Regions from separate parts of the Homo sapiens genome. Here region 2 is linked to region 1. Evidence: chromatin loops called from intact Hi-C (ENCODE). Cell type or tissue: heart right ventricle. All regions are shown on one strand.

The links. A loop is a pair of places that touch in the nucleus more often than their neighbours do. Peaks named below come from ENCODE experiments on the same cell type or tissue, not always from the same donor. Only the 100,000 strongest peaks of a DNase experiment are listed, where the experiment ranks them.
Region 2: it touches region 1 in a loop (1.9-fold over the local background); 4 of 110 quality-filtered maps call a loop at or near these places.

What each region holds. Positions count from the first base shown.
Region 1 is chr18:61,751,036-61,759,035 of GRCh38, forward strand. LINC01544 (long intergenic non-protein coding RNA 1544) reads left to right here. Exons shown (of 4, transcript NR_103449.1): 3 at 32-113; 4 at 751-3,660. It overlaps LOC124904315 (a long non-coding RNA gene), which reads left to right and starts at 4,746. Exons shown (of 2, transcript XR_007066396.1): 1 at 4,746-4,808; 2 at 5,503-5,612. In heart right ventricle, no CTCF peak of the experiment used is centred here; no DNase peak of the experiment used is centred here.
Region 2 is chr18:61,860,557-61,868,556 of GRCh38, forward strand. The region is part of intron 1 of RNF152 (ring finger protein 152); the gene reads right to left. Among named protein-coding and RNA genes, the nearest start is that of RNF152, 28 kb to the right of the region's middle. In heart right ventricle, no CTCF peak of the experiment used is centred here; no DNase peak of the experiment used is centred here; H3K27ac peaks cover 1,828 bases.

The DNA.
Region 1 (8,000 bases):
TTTTAAACTCAGCACACAATTCTCTTCGCAGGTTCTAAATATAGCTGGGCAAGGCTTCGGATTTTAGTGGGAGATGGCCAGAGGCGAAGCAACTGATAAAAGTAGCTGAATAGGCAAGTGTGTGGTCTGCTTTCCATTTCTGTTGGAGTTCCTATTTTATTTATGTATTTATTTATTATGTATTATTTTTATTTTTTATTTTATTTATGCTCCTTATTTATTTATTTATTTATTTGTTTATTCTCTATTTTTTGGCTTAACAACAGGAATGAGCTTGAAGATTTCCTTTTTGAAGGAATACGGGAGATACTCCTGAGGTCACGTATTTGATTAATGTTGAGATGTTTGCTCAGCCTCCCTTATCAAGGGGAGGGCACCTGCGTGGGGTGTGGAGCATACTTTGCAGATGCCAAGTGCCCAGCAGCACCCAACGGTGTCTCTCAATACGTGATCCAGAGACAGAGGCTCATTCCCCCACCATGGCACCCCGACCCTGGGAGTCTGGGCCTGCCTGGGTGTGGGTGATAGGCAGCCAGCCACACAGAGGGACAGGCAAAGTGTTGCCAGAGCAATTTGAATGCATCCCCACTCCACCACCCTTGTAATATGGAATGATCTCCCCATCTTTCCTTCCTGAGCTGGGAGGTGGGTTCGAGTGAGCACAGCCGGATACCATGGTAGGGCATACTCAGAGAAGGCCGGTGGGGAGAGGCTGGATTTTTCATTTCTTTCTTGTCTTTCTTGTCCTAGCTCTCCCTCTCTGAGCTAGGTGCAAGCTCCTGACGTAGGAAGCGATCCCTCCTTGCCACAGATAACCCACGTAGCCAGGTGCTGCCAAGCAGCTTCCACCTGGAGGAGGGCAGCTGCTCTGCGCATGACCAGTAGCTGTGGATGGCATCGTCGAGGCATCTGGAGGAAGCTGCAGCCCCACAAGGCCCCTGACCCCTCTGCCTTTCCCTCTGCTGGCTCCTCTTCCTCCCTCTTTCCCTGCTGTCCCCTGTAGAGAACTTTCTACCAGTCCACACACCAACCTAGGTGCAGCCCCCCTGCGTGACTCCCTCCCTGACTATCATAACCATGGCCAGCAGTATCTCCACATCTCTGCCCAGATCCCCCTGGGAAGGCTTATCCCAGGCCCCAGGTTTGGGGCAATGCCCAGTGGCATCGGATGGGGTCCCCCTTGAAAGGAAGCACAGAAAGACTGAGCCATCAACGTAGTCCCCTCCATCACCTGCCACTGTCCCCAAAATCTCCCACACCGGAAGTGTTTAGATTGTCTAAGGACAATATTGTCTAGGGTTTGAGGACCACCCCACAGCAAAAACACTAGAAAGCTAGTTCCAAAATGCAAATCCCAGGCCAAGCCCCTCACCTCCTGAGGCAGCATCCCTGGGTATAGATCTCAGAAATCTGCAGTTTTAATACAAAGGCCCCCTAAACTTAAAGAAACAGCCTGAATTCACATGGGCACACCTTACCTGAGCAGGCAATACAGTGACAAGGGTGGAAACAGAGGGGACGAGACCTGACACTGGGAAGGCCTGACAGAGGGAAGGAAGGAAAGCTCTCAGGCTAAGGGCGCTGGGAACCCCACTCTTCCCTCTAGGGAGTTGCCGTTCCCTGAGGGGCCTGAGGAGCCTCCTCCTGAAGCCCCAGCTATTCAAATTACACCTTTTCTTATTAGGACATCAGGAGGTGTTGCCCCTTAGCTTTCCATTCTAACCTCCTCAATGTAGGGGCCTTGCTGGTGTCGAGGACAGAGCGGAGGCCTCAAGGGTATGTGCAGTCTAGGTGGCCTTGGTGGAGGGGCAGGATTCTACATTTGGGAGGGGACTTCTTGCTGAACTCCTTCCAGATGGGTCAAATGGGGTAGACTGAGGGAGTGGTGTGGGAGGTGGTAAAGAACCAAGTAGGGACTGGATGGATCCTGGGAGTTTACAGGGCTGCCTCGGAGAGGGAGGGTGCTGAGAGAGAGGAGACCAGGGTGGGCACCAACGCGATCCCTGCAGGCTATGAGTGTAGGATCAGAGAGGGTTAAGGGCCAGAAGCCCCTGTGTGTTTAGGACTGTGGCACCATGGGTGCATCCCCTGAGAAGCGAAGCTCAGGCAGGAGCAGCAGTGGGCAAAGAGCCTGGTGGTGCAGGTGCAGGCCCTGTAGAGGAGGCAGTGACAACACCCAGCCCAGGCCGACTCTCTCTGCCTGTCCCCTGAGTCCCCTGGCACCTCTCCACATCTGCTCAGCCCTCCCAGTTAACCTAGCACTGGTAGATGGTTGATATGATTTGGATCTGTGTCCCCAAATCTCATGTTGAATTCTAATCCCCAGTGTTGGAGGTGGGGCCTGGTGGGAGGTGATTGGATCATGGGGGTGAATCCTTCATGAATGGCTTAGCTTTATCCCCTTAATGCTGTTCTTGTGGTAGTGAGGGAATTCTTGCAATATCTGGTTGTTTAAAAGTGTGTAGCACTTCCCCCCCAACACTCTTTTGTTCCTGTTCCAACTGTGTGAAGTGCTCACTCCCCCTTTGCCTTCTGCTATGACTGTTAAGTTTCCTGAGGCCTTCCCAGAAGCTGAGCAGGTGTCAGCATCATGCTTTCTGTATAGCCTGAGGAACCATAAGCCAATTAAACCTCTTTTCTTTAAAAATTACCCAGTCTGAGATATTTCTTTTCTTTTCTTTGAGACAGGGTCTGGCTCTGTCACCCAGGCTGGAGCGTAGCTGCACCTCTGCCTCCAGGGCTCAAGTGATCCTCCCACCTCAGCCTCACAAGTCACTGGGACCACAGCACGTGCCACCACACCCAGCTAATGTTTGCTTTCTTTGTAGAGACAGGGTTTCACCATGTTGCACAGGCTGGTCTCAAACTCCTGAGCTCATGCGATTCTCCTGTCTTGGCCTCCCAAAGTGATGGGATTACAGGTTTGAGCCACTGCACTCATCCTAGGTATTTCTCTATAGCAATGCAAGAAAAACTAATACGAAGGTGAATCCATCTGCAGATCCAGACTCCACAGGAAGCCAGCAAGTGTGATTGCGGGCTCTGCTGCATTTCAGGGGCGGTTCTATACTTGGCACGTGCATGCTTTCCCCAGCCTAGCATATTAGCCTGCTGGGGCTACTATAACAAAATACCACAAACTGAGTGGCTTAATACAACTGAAATGCATTCTCTCACACTTCTAGTGGCCAAAGTCCAAGATCAAAGTTTTGGCAGGGTTGGCTCCTTCTGGACACTCAGAGGGAGAGTCTGTCCTGTGTCTCTCCCCTGGCTTCTCCTGGTTGCTGGCAACCCTTGGCATTTTTTGCTTATAAATGCATCCCTCTTATCTCAGCCTGTACTGTCACGTGACCTTCTTCCCTGTGCATCTGTCTCTTGTCCTCTTCTTCTAAGGACAGCAGTCATATTGGATTAAGGGCCCAGCCACTCCAGCATGACCTCCTCTTAACTTGATGGCATTCAAAGCCATCAGGTTTGGAAACAAGGTCACATTACCAGGGACCGGAGGCTAGGACTTGAAGATACCCTTTGGGAGGAGACACCTGCAACGTTTGGATTGGAGAAGACTCAGTGACCTTCTGGGATGTCGTTTACCCTCCCTGGGCTGCAGCTTCCTTGTTTGTAGAGGAAGAGGTTAAATTAAACAATCTCTTCCAGGTCTCATGGTCTTCGAATCTGTTTTCTCCTCTGCTGTTTTCTCAGCTTCCTTCTCCCGATGGAAATAGGGGGCCAGTGTATTTCCCCTGCCTCCCCTCCCTCTCAGCCCTGCTTTCAAGTCTTAGAGCTGGCAAGGGCTTTGTGCAATACTCCAGGTCCTACCCTCAATTTCTGGTGGAACAACAGAATAAGCGGTCTCTGCATGCACACAAATCCCTTCAGCTCCGTCTGGGCCCAGCGGCAGCTGACCAACCAGCCCATCACACACCTTTCTGCAGGCCCCTTCCCCGCCCGGCCTCTTTCTCTACTCTTTTTGTTTATTTTTATTCCCCAGTCTCTCATCTCTCACCTATACAGTCAAGTTTCCAGCCTCTCTTTCCACCCACTGTTCAGCCATCAGTCAGCCTAAACATTCTACTTTCTGCCTTTCTCCCCACAAGCAACTTTGTTTGCAGAGAACCCACAGAGTTTGACATGTTGTCTGCAGACTCTCTGTCCACAGGCTGCAGGTGTAGTGGAGCCCGCTCCAGACTGAGACAGAGGCCCAGGTTTTTACCAGGCTGTGCTGCTGCCAGCCTGGTGTGACTACCCATCCCACCCCCTTCGATACCTGTGCCTCAGTTTCTCCCATGGATAATGGAGTGGGACTCAATGGGAGTAACAGACTCCAAGAACATGAATGGGGGTGAGCAGGGACCACCAAACACGTCCTCTGCCCATCTCATGTCCGACCCACTCACCTCCCAAGTAACAGGCACAACTTCACCAAATCTGTGGCCCCCCAACTGGGTGGATAAGGCCAGGACTTGCTTCTGATTTGCACAGCACATCCCCCCAGCATTGGAATAAAAGCTGCTCAGGATGGCCCTCGAGATAAGGTTTTCAGAGCTCTAGGGATCCAGACCCAAAACTGCGGGACCTCTGAGGAAGCACAGGTTCCTGCACTGAAGGCAGAGCACTGGCCATCTATTTTGACTCTAAATATTTGGAGGAATTCTGCGAGCTGTTTTGTAAGCTGCACTGAGGTAATGCTGTGTCATGGAAACCAGTGCAGGCAAGATTTCTAGGGAGAGGCAGTGTTTACCCTTGTTACATGGACTAGAGGTCAGCAAAAGCAGAAGCCCCTCAAGAGCGTGCGCAGAGCTGCAGAGGTAAGCTGGCAGGTCCCAACCAGTCTCCAGCAAATTTGGCCATGAAATGAGGAATCCCTGGGACCTCCGTTTTTCTTGGCCATGTCCCTTGCTGGGCACCTATATGCGTGATCTTATTTCAGCTTCATGATTCTTGCAGGCATCATTATCAATGTTTTTGTTGCTGTTTTAACTGGCGGGGTGGGCGGGGAGAGAGGGGAAATCACGTTCCCAGAGACATATAGCTAAAGAGAAAGTGAAGATTTGAGCCTGACACCAGCCATGCTTTTCCTGACATTCCTGGCAGTGTGAAAGGAAGGACAGCAATATGGTTTTCTTGAAGGGGTAACAAGTTTCAGCAAATAATTTTGCTTATATCTTACGAGAGAGGCATGGATGTTTGCTGGGAGGGAAAGGAGCTAGTAGCAAGTGGAAGAGGAAAGACTCCAAAACCAAGAGGAGGGCTCTTCTCTCCCAGAGTTGAGGGGGGAAGGATGGGAGGGAGGTAAAGGTCAGAAATCTCTCTTTATTTGGAATGGTTTGCACAGCGGCTCACAATCGGAGCTTCCCTCTGCCTCAGACAGGCCTCTTCTCTAACAGGTGTAATGCAGTGATGTTTTCCTTTGGCTTCCTTGCTGAGTCATGACTAGATTTGCCTGGGAAAGCTCAGATATTACTGATTCAGTGTTCATTCCTTTTTCCTCCTTACCACCAGCCTTCAACACTCCATATGACGCCTTCAATAGGAAGGGAGGAAGATAAATAACATGGAAACAGAGAGAATCACCTGGACCAATTTTGGTATTAAAAAACCTGGAAAAAGCATTACATGTTTGTCTTTAATTTTTCTGCCCTCAGAGTGAATCTTGGTCATCGTTACAGAACTGTAGAGCTCCAAGATGATACCTTTTATTTCTAAGGATCCTGCATGCAGTGTGAGAAGCTGGCTGACGTTGCTAGCTCCACTTCAAAGGTAAAGAAACTGAGTCAGGCAGAGAGAGCACCAGATCTGTCTGAGCTCAGTGGAGGCGAACAATCAGAGACTCGACTGAATAACAGCCTCAGAAAAAGGATGCAGTTTAGTCTTCCAGCTACGGGCTAAGGTGTCTTATTTTTTCTAGAGTAATAAAAATCAGAATTTTAAAGTATATTCCCTTACTTACCCTGGAGGGCTCAAGAACTCTTTCTTCTTGCTTTTTATGACTCCGATTTTACCTGTAGAAGTAAGTGGCACTATAAATCCCAAACAGCTTCCTACCTGCTGTTCTTCCCTAGTGAGGCTTGAAGTGATTACTAGATATGGTTTCAGGCTCTGCAAAATGATAGGAAACTTAGGGAGTTTGCTTTCTTCTCAGATTTACCAGGAAGAGAGGGTAATTTAAATGGCATTTCATTATCTCAAAAGAGATGACAATAAATATATTCTTCTGTTACTGAGAACAGACAAGTAATTTCTATTCTTGGAGATCTTTCCATGGGAATTAGAGTAAAACTTCCAAGTTCAAACATGTTGCCTTTCCTTATTAGAAAATCTTGTACTAAATTGTCACTCTTTAAAACCAGTCACAGTTGAAACTCATCTCTTCCTTAACAATGGGTGGAGGTAGAGAGGAGAGGAATTCAGAACCCTACAGACCCTAATGCCCATGAAACCCCCCTCATGCTTGACCACTTTAGAGGCTGTCTCCCCACTACCAGATGGGAAGAAACTGGTTGACAATCTGCAAGTTGTCTTAAAGAGGACAGCACCTGCTCCAGGCCCCAAGTTATTAAGAAGTACACGTTAAACCAGAATCTCATTACGGCTGTCAGAATTATAATGATTGACAGCTGGAAAATCTTATCATGCATTTCCGCAGGATTGCAGCAAAGCTTTGATTAGCATTTAGGCATTCACATTTGCAGAAGCAGCATTTTTATTTGCTCTTAAATAATTTTTTATAACACTCAGACCCAGCACTGAAATGCTATAGTGTACTGATGAGGAGGCTGGTGCCACACAAAACCAAGATGGGCTTTGTTTTGTTTCTCCTCAATATTATCCTGGCTAGCATGACCCTGGTTTCCCATCTCTTGGATAAAGAAGGAGCTGAACAGAAGTTATTCAGCTTGTGATTTGCGCCAGGAGATGACACAGACTTGCTCTTGACCTCTAAAAAGCACTTCCAAATTCTCAAGTGTAATAGAAATGAACAGCACAGAGGATGGTTTTAAGATAAATAAATCAAAGTGCCATCTTAATTTACAACCAAGAAGGGGCATGTCTATACATTAGACTAAATAAAACCCCATGGTTACAAGAAAATTAGCATATGGCCAGTAAAGGTATTTTCATATAATCTCGGCTTAATATTTAAAGTCATTGGTAACTAATGGTGAAAAATGAGATTTTTTTTCCCCAAAACTACTCCTACTGGCAGAGAATATGGTACTATTGTATCATAAAGGCTATGAGCTCCACTTATTGCCATAGTTTTTGGAAATAGTAATTGTGTTGGTTTTTAGCTATTGCTTCCCAGATCCAAATCCACTATTCCATACTGTGCTTTATGATTCTGGCATTGGGATGCCATAAATGTCATTTCTCCTTTTTCTATGCTGCTAACTGATATAGAGAGTTTTATTTTCCTGATGCCTATTGCAAATAAAGAGATTTTTAAAATCCAATATTTGGAGTGTTTTATTCCCACCAAAACTCTTCCAAATGGGGCATTTTATGGAAATGTGATGTTTGATGAAGCTTCTAGGGTCAGGGACCAAACACTGAGTAGATGAGAATGCAGCAGCTCCCTCTGGGAAAGACCTGTTCATTCTACTAATCTCATGATAGGTAGGTAATTGCAGAAAACTATTGCAAATCTCCAAGACTGCAGAAGACTATCTATTGCCTGAAATACCCTGGAAGTAAGTGGCACCACTGGGAGCTGTGGTGCTTGCAAGGCCCTGAGGTATCTCTTTGATGGTCTTAAACAACAGGGCATGATTGCTCAACTTCCCCTCAAAAGCACCACATACCAGAGCCCTAGACACCATTCCTACCCAGAGGCTGGGGCAGTGAAAGAAGTCCTGGTGGATCAAATGGCCGAGGAGATATGGCCCATTGGGAGCATCAAATCTCATCTCTAAGTCCCTGAGCTGAATTTGATATTTTCCATGTTAGCAATTTTTAATATATTGACATTCACGATGGGCAACTCCTGAGACTTTCTCGTG
Region 2 (8,000 bases), 110 kb after region 1:
AAGAGTCTAGCACACACAATCATGTACAGTACACAATACTTGATAATGATAATTAACAACTATGTTACTGGTTTCTGCATTTACTGTACTATATTTTTATCAGTATTTTAGAGTGTACTCCTACTTATTTCTTTTAAGTTAACTGTAAAATGCCCCAGGCAAGTGGTTCAGGAGGTATCCAGAAGAAGGCACTGCTGTCACAGGAAATAACAGCTCCATGCGTGTATTACCCTGAAGACCTTCCAATGGGACAAGATGTGGAGGTGGAAGGCAGTAATATTGACAATCCTGACCCTGTGTAACCCTAGGCTAATGTGTGTATTTGTGTTTTAGTTTTTAACAAAAAATGTTTAAAAGGTAAAAGAAAAAAATTAATTTTACAAATAAAAAAAGCTTACAGAAGAAGGATATAAAGAAAAATATTTTGGTACAGTTGTATAATATTTGTGATTTAATCTAAGTGTTATTAAAAAAGAGTCAAAAAGTTAAACAAAATTTAGACATTTATAAAGTTAAAAAGTTACAGTAAGCTAAGATTATTATTGAAGAAAACTATTTGTTATAAATTGAGTGTAGTCTAAGTGTACTGTGTTTGTAAAGTCTACAGTAGTGTACAGAAATGTCCTAGGCCATCACATCCACTCACCACTCACATCCTGAATCACTCAGAGCAACTTCCAGTCCTGCAAGCTCCATTCATGCTAAGTGTCCTATACAGGTGTACCTTTTTTATCTTTTATACAATATTTTTATTGTATCTCTTCCATGTTTGCATAAACAAATACTTATTGTGTGTGTTACAATTGCTTGCAGTATTCAGTATAATAATATGCTGTACAGGTTTGCAGCCTTGGAGCAATGGCTGTACTGTATAGCCTATATGTGTACTGGGCTACACCACCTAGGCTTGTGTAAGTGTACTCACTCCATAATGTTCACATAACAAAATCACCCAAAGATGCATTCCTAAAAATATATCCCTGTCATCAAGTGAGGCATGACTGTACATGTTACGCTTAGTGTCTTAGTCCATTTAGTGTTGCTAGATAGGAATACATGAGGTTGGGTAATTTATAAAGAAAACAGGTTTATGTAGCTCACAGTTCCACTGGCCAGAAGGTTCAAGACTCGGCATTTGGCGAGGGCCTCAAGCTGCTTCCACTTATGGCAGCAGGTGAAGGGAAGCTGGCATGTGCAGAGATCACATGGTGAGAGAGGAAGCAAGGGTGAGGAGGCAGGCTCTTTGTAACAACCAGCCCTCATGGAAACTAATAGAGTGAGAACTCACTCACCAACCCACAGAACATTCATCTACTCAAGTGGGATCTGCTCCTGTGACCTAAACATCTCCTATTAGGCCCCGACCTCCAACATTGGGCATTAAATTTCAACATGAGATTTGGAGGGCTCAGACACCCAAACTATACCACTAAGGAACACAGTGGCTTGGTTAAATTGGAAAAATGAATACAACTCCCTGAGGCCCTCAGAAGAACCTTCCTTCCCAGAAGAAGCTGGACATTCTAATTCAGGTCCTAAGCTGGGGAAGGACCATGAGTGGGAAAAGGTAGGAATTGAGGCTTTTTTCTCCCTTTTTACATGTTAATACAAAGCCCTGCCTCCTCCATCCTGACCCCCCTATCTCCTCTCTGCCTCCTATGCTTACAGAAAGGCACTAGATGCAGTACTTTCATGTCTACCACCTCATTTAATCTTCATGACAATGTGTGTGGCAGAGGAGGCGGCAAAAATTCTCATTCCCATTTCACACACGAGGAAACTAAGGCTCAGTTGGATCAGGGACTGCCCAGAGAGGAGATGACCATCCTGAAAAGAACTTCAGCTGACAAAGCAAGAGCAAGAGGTGAAGAGCAAGAGGCTTTCAAAAAGGTGGGAGGGAAGATTTCTGACTGAGGGGCTTAAGACCCTCCATGAGGGGATCCCACCCTGTGCCCTGGGGACAGGAATGCTAGTGTCATGAAGCTTCGGTAAAAAAACCCAAGCGGACAGGGTTCAAGGAGCTTCCAGACAGCTGAACATGCTGAGGTTCCTGGAGGGTGGCACCCACGGAGGGCATAGAAGCTCCACACCCTGTCCCCCACCCCTCACCCCACGTGTCTCTTCATCGGTATCCTTTGCAATATCTTTTACAATAAACCAGTAAACATAAGTAGGGGTTTCACCAAGTTCTGTGAGCCGCTCCAGCAAATTCATCAAAGCCAAAGCGGGGGTTCTGGGGACCCCAACTTGAAGCTGGTGGGTCAGAAGTTCCGAGGAGGCCCAGACTTATCATTGGTGTGTGGGTAGGGGCAGTCTTGGGGACTGAGCCCTCAATCAGTGGGCTCTGACATTATCTCTGGGTAGACACTGTTGGAACTGAATTAGAGGATACTCAGCTGGTGTCTCTACTTGTGTGCTGATGATTGTTGTGGTGTGAGAACAAAGAAAAAACAGAGAGTTTTCCCTACACACAGCCCAAAATACTATCTTAAAAAAATTTTGAAGACAGGTTAACCAAAGGTTCTGGCAGCCATCCATGTCCAAAACAAACCAAATGTGTTGCCCGTAAAACATTTGCTCTTGAAAAGTAGTCCCTTAGCCAGGCGCGGTGGCTCACACCTGCAATCCCAGCATTTGGAAGGCCGAGGCAGGTGGATCAGCAGGTCAGGAGATCAAGACCATCCTGGCTAACACAGTGAAATCCCATCTCTACTAAAAATACAAAAAAATTAGCCAGGCGTGGTGACACACGCCTGTAGTCCCAGCTACTCGGGAGGCTGACGCAGGAGAATCACTTGAACCTGGGAAGTGGAGGTTGCAGTGAGCGGCGATCGTGCCACCGCACTCCAGCCTGGCAACAGAGTGAGACTCCGTCTCAAAAAAAAAAAAAAAAAAAAAGTAGCCCCTTGACTTTTTTCAGTTGTTCAGGTAACATCACTGTAGACACAATCTGTAGATTCTTCTACTGACTTTTTACATGGAAATAGTTAATATCTTTGGGGAAAAAACTAAGCACATTTTCCAGGCTGGAAAAGCCAAGGCTTCAGCTTTTGCATTCTGTCTCCTTTTGTGCTTCTCAATCTTCAAGCAATCCTGTGTAACCGTATGGCCTGTCCTCAACTAGCATGCTGTACAAAGTGCGTTTTCCTGATTCTGGGCTTCGAAGAGTGCTTGAGAGGTGGGGGCATTACACACTAATGTCCGAGGACATCTGATGACTGGACAAATCTCTTCCCCAAAGCAACACCTGACAAGAGTAAGGAAGTCAGAGCCAGGGCGGAGTGGCAGGTGTCCAAGGTAAGGACAGGACTGAAAGGGTTAAGCTGAACAGCACTGATGATAAGGAACTTGGGTGGTGAGCTCCCGCTCTAATCGGCTGCCTTTTCCATGTATTTTAATCTTTCTCTTTCTGAAAAACACCCAGTCATTGGACATCAGGAGAACCTGACTTCATCTTTCCTGCCCCTTACAGCCACAATCTGTTTCTACCCATAGAACATTTCTGACATCAAACACATGGGTGTCTTCCACCTCAACAACCAAGTCTCCAACTCTCCAACAACAATCGGGTGTCCCAGAATTCAATTCCATTTTGACCCTAACTACCCGGAGTCACAGACCCCACAGGTCAGGGGCTCAGCCCCACAAGTCTGCCCCCATTTCAGACACCAAGCATAAGTCCCAGGCCTCCTGTGCTTCTGACTGACTGGCTATCAGTGGGGTTTCTCACAACCCCCTCTCCGGTTTAGTAACTTGTGAGAACGGCTAGCAGAACTCTGTGAGAATGGCTGGCAGAACTCAGGAACAGTTTATGGCTATTACTGGTTTATGATAACAGATACAACTCAGATCAGCCAAATGGAAGAAATACACAGGGCAAGATTGGGTGCACAGAGCTTCCATGACCTCTTGGGAGGCGTCACCCTCCCCCAGCTCCTCAAAGTGTTCACCGACCAGAACCCTGTCACTTAGGGGTTTGATGGAGGCTTCGCTGTGTAGACATGGTCGATTAAATCATTGCCCACTGGGGACTAACTCCCTCTTTCGCCCTTCTTCCCTACCAGGAGGTCTGGGATGAGGCTGAAAGTCACAACCCTCTAATCACAGAGTTGGTTCCTCTGGCGACCAGCTGGCACTCTGAGGCCAGCTAAGAGCCCACCAAGAGTCATCTCATTAGCATAAGCCAAGGTATGGTTGAAAGGAGTTTATGGTCGGGCACAGTGCTCACGCCTGCCGAGGCAGGTGGATCACCTGAGGTCTGAGACCAGCCTGGCTAACATGGTGAAACCCCGTTTCTACTAAAAATACAAAAAATTAGCCAGGCGTGGTGGCGCGTGCCTGTAATCCCAGCTACTCAGGAGGCTGAGGCAGGAGAATCGCTTGAACCCAGGAGGCGGAGGTTGCAGTGAGCTGAGCTCGTGCCATTGCACTCCAGCTTGGGCAACAAGAGGGAAACTCCATCTCAAAAAAAAAAGGAGTTTATGATGAAAAACAAAAGATATTCCTCTAACCTCTATCACCCAGGAAATTACAAGGGTTTTAGGAGCTCAGTACCAGGAAATGGAGGATGAAAACCAAATATATATATTTCTTATTATATCACAATATCATACCCCTAGAACCTGCAGCCAAATTGTCCGGCACATATACTTGGATACCTACCAATAATCATTCTGGGGAAACCATATCTACAAAATGCCATGCCACATTTTGTCAGCTTGAAAATATTAAACCCTACTGAAAAAATGTAAGGTTTCTTCTTCAGATTTAAATGTCTACTTATTTCAAAATGAATTAGTAGTTCTCTGGGTTTCATAATGTTTAATTCATTAATAACTACAGCTTGAGAATTTGAAAGGAGATTGCTTCCAGGATAAAATTAAATATAAAACTCTAAGCAGTGATTCATGGCTGTTCCTATCTAAATTACTAATCCATGTGACAAACCTGGTTGGCAGCACAAAAAACGCAATACTATTTGTCCCCCATTGCCTTTATAGACTTTGTTGAATTGTTTTTGCAAACTTCCTAAATCCAAGTACTAGATAATCCCCTGCTAGCAGCTTCCATCCCGTTGTGGAATTTAGTTTAGAGTCTCTGTTGCCACAGAGAGTTTCACAATGGACTAATACTTTGTACCTCAGAAAAGAATTTTCTGAACATTAGAGTTTAGACATAGAGCCCAATGGACTTCCAAGGAAACTCACTTTAAGTTGAAGGCAAATATTCCCATGACAGCTGTCCCAATCCCCAAAGAAACCTACAAAAAATCTGCTCAAAAACATTTTTTTAAATGCCTATTTTCTTTTAGTTTGCAAGGAAGGCTAGTCAGCTGAGTGTCAATTACATATCTCCCTGTTAGAACAATCAGGCACTAGAGTCATCATGTTGTCCAACAGATGATATAAGGCTTCTTAAATTTCACCAAGCCCTGGTTATTCTGCCTCCTAAAATTTCTCTCAGGTCTATTCCTCCCACTGCCTGGGTTCATTCTTATGTCTGCGTGGAGGAACAGGCAGGAATATTCCTGGCCATATACTCCCACCTCCAAGGGAATTTGGAGGGCTGAGTGGCACAGGGCCCCACCCCCTGTGGTAACCCCTGCCCAAATCATCACAAAGCCCAGCAAACTAGGTTCTCCCTGCCTCTCATCTCTCCCCAATACCAACCATCCAACCTACTGCTTCTAGACAGCGAGTCGGGCCCAGGTAGCCCCACGGATGGCTACTCCCCACCAGATGCCTTATACACGGGGACTCGTTTATCCTCAGGACAACTTGAGGAAGTCACCCTCATTGTCTTCTTATTACACACCAGGAGCTGGCAGCAAAGATGTTCAAACACTACCCCAAGCTACAGAGTGAGAATCTGCGAGGACAAGATTCACATCCACACTCTCGCCCGCGTTTCTGTGCTTTGAGCCACCTGATCATGCCATCCCATGGCTCCTTAGTACCAAGAGTGAGGCCACACACCCCAGCAGGGCCTACGCATCCTTTGGTGACTTGGCTACATTTCCAGCCTCATCCAACCTATGCCCTCCATCTGCCCTCTATCTCCATCAGTTACTTGCACATGGTATTCCCTGTGCTTCTCCTCCATGTCTCCTCTCCCTGCTGTGTGCTCCTACAGTGACATGTTCATCCCTTCATCAACCATTCACTACTTCCTCCCAACATTGGTGGTGACACCGGGGGTGTGACCTCAAAGCAGCAGCTCTGGCTTTCCCCTACTTGCCCGCTGTCCCCACCGCTGAGCAGCACATGACAAGACAGCCCATAGCTTTGGCACCAAGGAATGCATTAAGGCAAATCATCAGTGAAACTTTAAAAAGCAAAACAACACAAAAAAAACAGACTTAGGGGCTTGTCCCAAAATGACTGTTAGATCCCTTATAAGCTGGGGTGGAGGGATGGGAAGGGCCTTATGTGGGCTTATTAAACACTGCACATCAGGAATTTTTTTTTCTCACCAAACATCAAACATTGCAATCAAGTGAGAGGAGAACACCTAGATGCTCGCCAGCTGAAGTAGGAAGAAAGCCTGTGGCAGATTTTAAATCAGCAAGAGGTGGGAACTCAAGAGTTACCCATGCATGGCAAATACAAAGAGATTGGGGACCGGGTGCGGTGGCTCACACCTGTAATCCCAACACTTCGGGAGGCAGGTGGATCAATTGAGGTCAGGAGTTCAAGACCAGCCTGGCCAACATGGCGAGGCCCCATCTCTACTAAAAATACAGAAAATTAGTTGGGTATGGTGGCATGCTCCTGTAGTCTCAGCTACTCGGGAGGCTGAGGCAGGAGAATCACTTGAACCTGGGAGGCAGAGGTTGCAGTGAGAGGAGACTGCGCCATTGCACTCCAGCCTGGGCGACAGAGTGAGACACCATCTCAAAAAAAAAAAAGAGATGACAAACTGAATCTTCAGCTCAGTCTGGTTTTTATAGTTGTTTCCTGGGAGGAGGGGGAGCAGGGGCAAAGAGATATTTGAAAGGAGTTTGGTTGTTTTGTTTTTTATTTTTTTCATTTTAAGGAGGGAGAGCACCCACTATTGATGAAACTGTTATGGCAACCCCCAACCCAGGGTGAACCGTATGTAAACCAGGCTGAACTCTCCACATCGCCGGCCTCACCATCCTGGGATACAATTCTGACTATAAACTCAGCATCAGATAAACCTAGATATTACCAGCAATGCAGCAGGAAAAATAAAAATAACAACTGAATTCACAGTAATCATTTAAAATGTAAAATACTGCTCTTAAATCCTATAAAATGGCCACGAATGTCCAGTGCACACTAATTCTATAAGGAACCCCCACTGTACTATAAAAATACACAAAACGCACATAAAAATACAACTTTACTATTATGTAAATTTAACCTTAAACAAATATGCTAGCTAACACAAACAATATATTAAATCAATTTTGCTCACCTTCTTAGAACTTAACGAGCCTCCTAGGGGCAATTCAGATACCCCAGCTCCTCACTTAGAAAGCTGTCTGAGGAGATTCATGGTAATGTGTGCAGCTGGGCTTTTCCTGGCTCCTCTCTCCAGTCATTTTCCTCGTAGCCAGCACAGGCATTCAGAACAAGTTACCCACTGTAGAGGTTGGCCTTCGGGTGTTGCTGTAGACTTACAGCATATATCTGTGTTATGTTTCAGGGATGTTTAAAAGCATGTTAAAAATATGTCCCAATATTTCTCTTTTCCTCCTAGCTTATTCCAAGTCTCAAGAGCAGCTACACTGCTCAGTATCAGTTCAGAGACCACAGGACAGAGGTAAACCCAGCCCAGCCACCCCCAGCTGATCCTGCAGGGCACTGGGAAGCCACCAAGGTCATTAGAATAAGTACAGGTTTTAGGTCGGGTGCAGTGGCTCGTGCCTGTAATCCCAGCACTTTGAGAGGCCAAGGCGGGTGGATTACCCAAGAGTTTGAGACCAGCCTGGCCAACGTGGTAAAATCCCGTCTCTACTAAAACTACAAAAATTA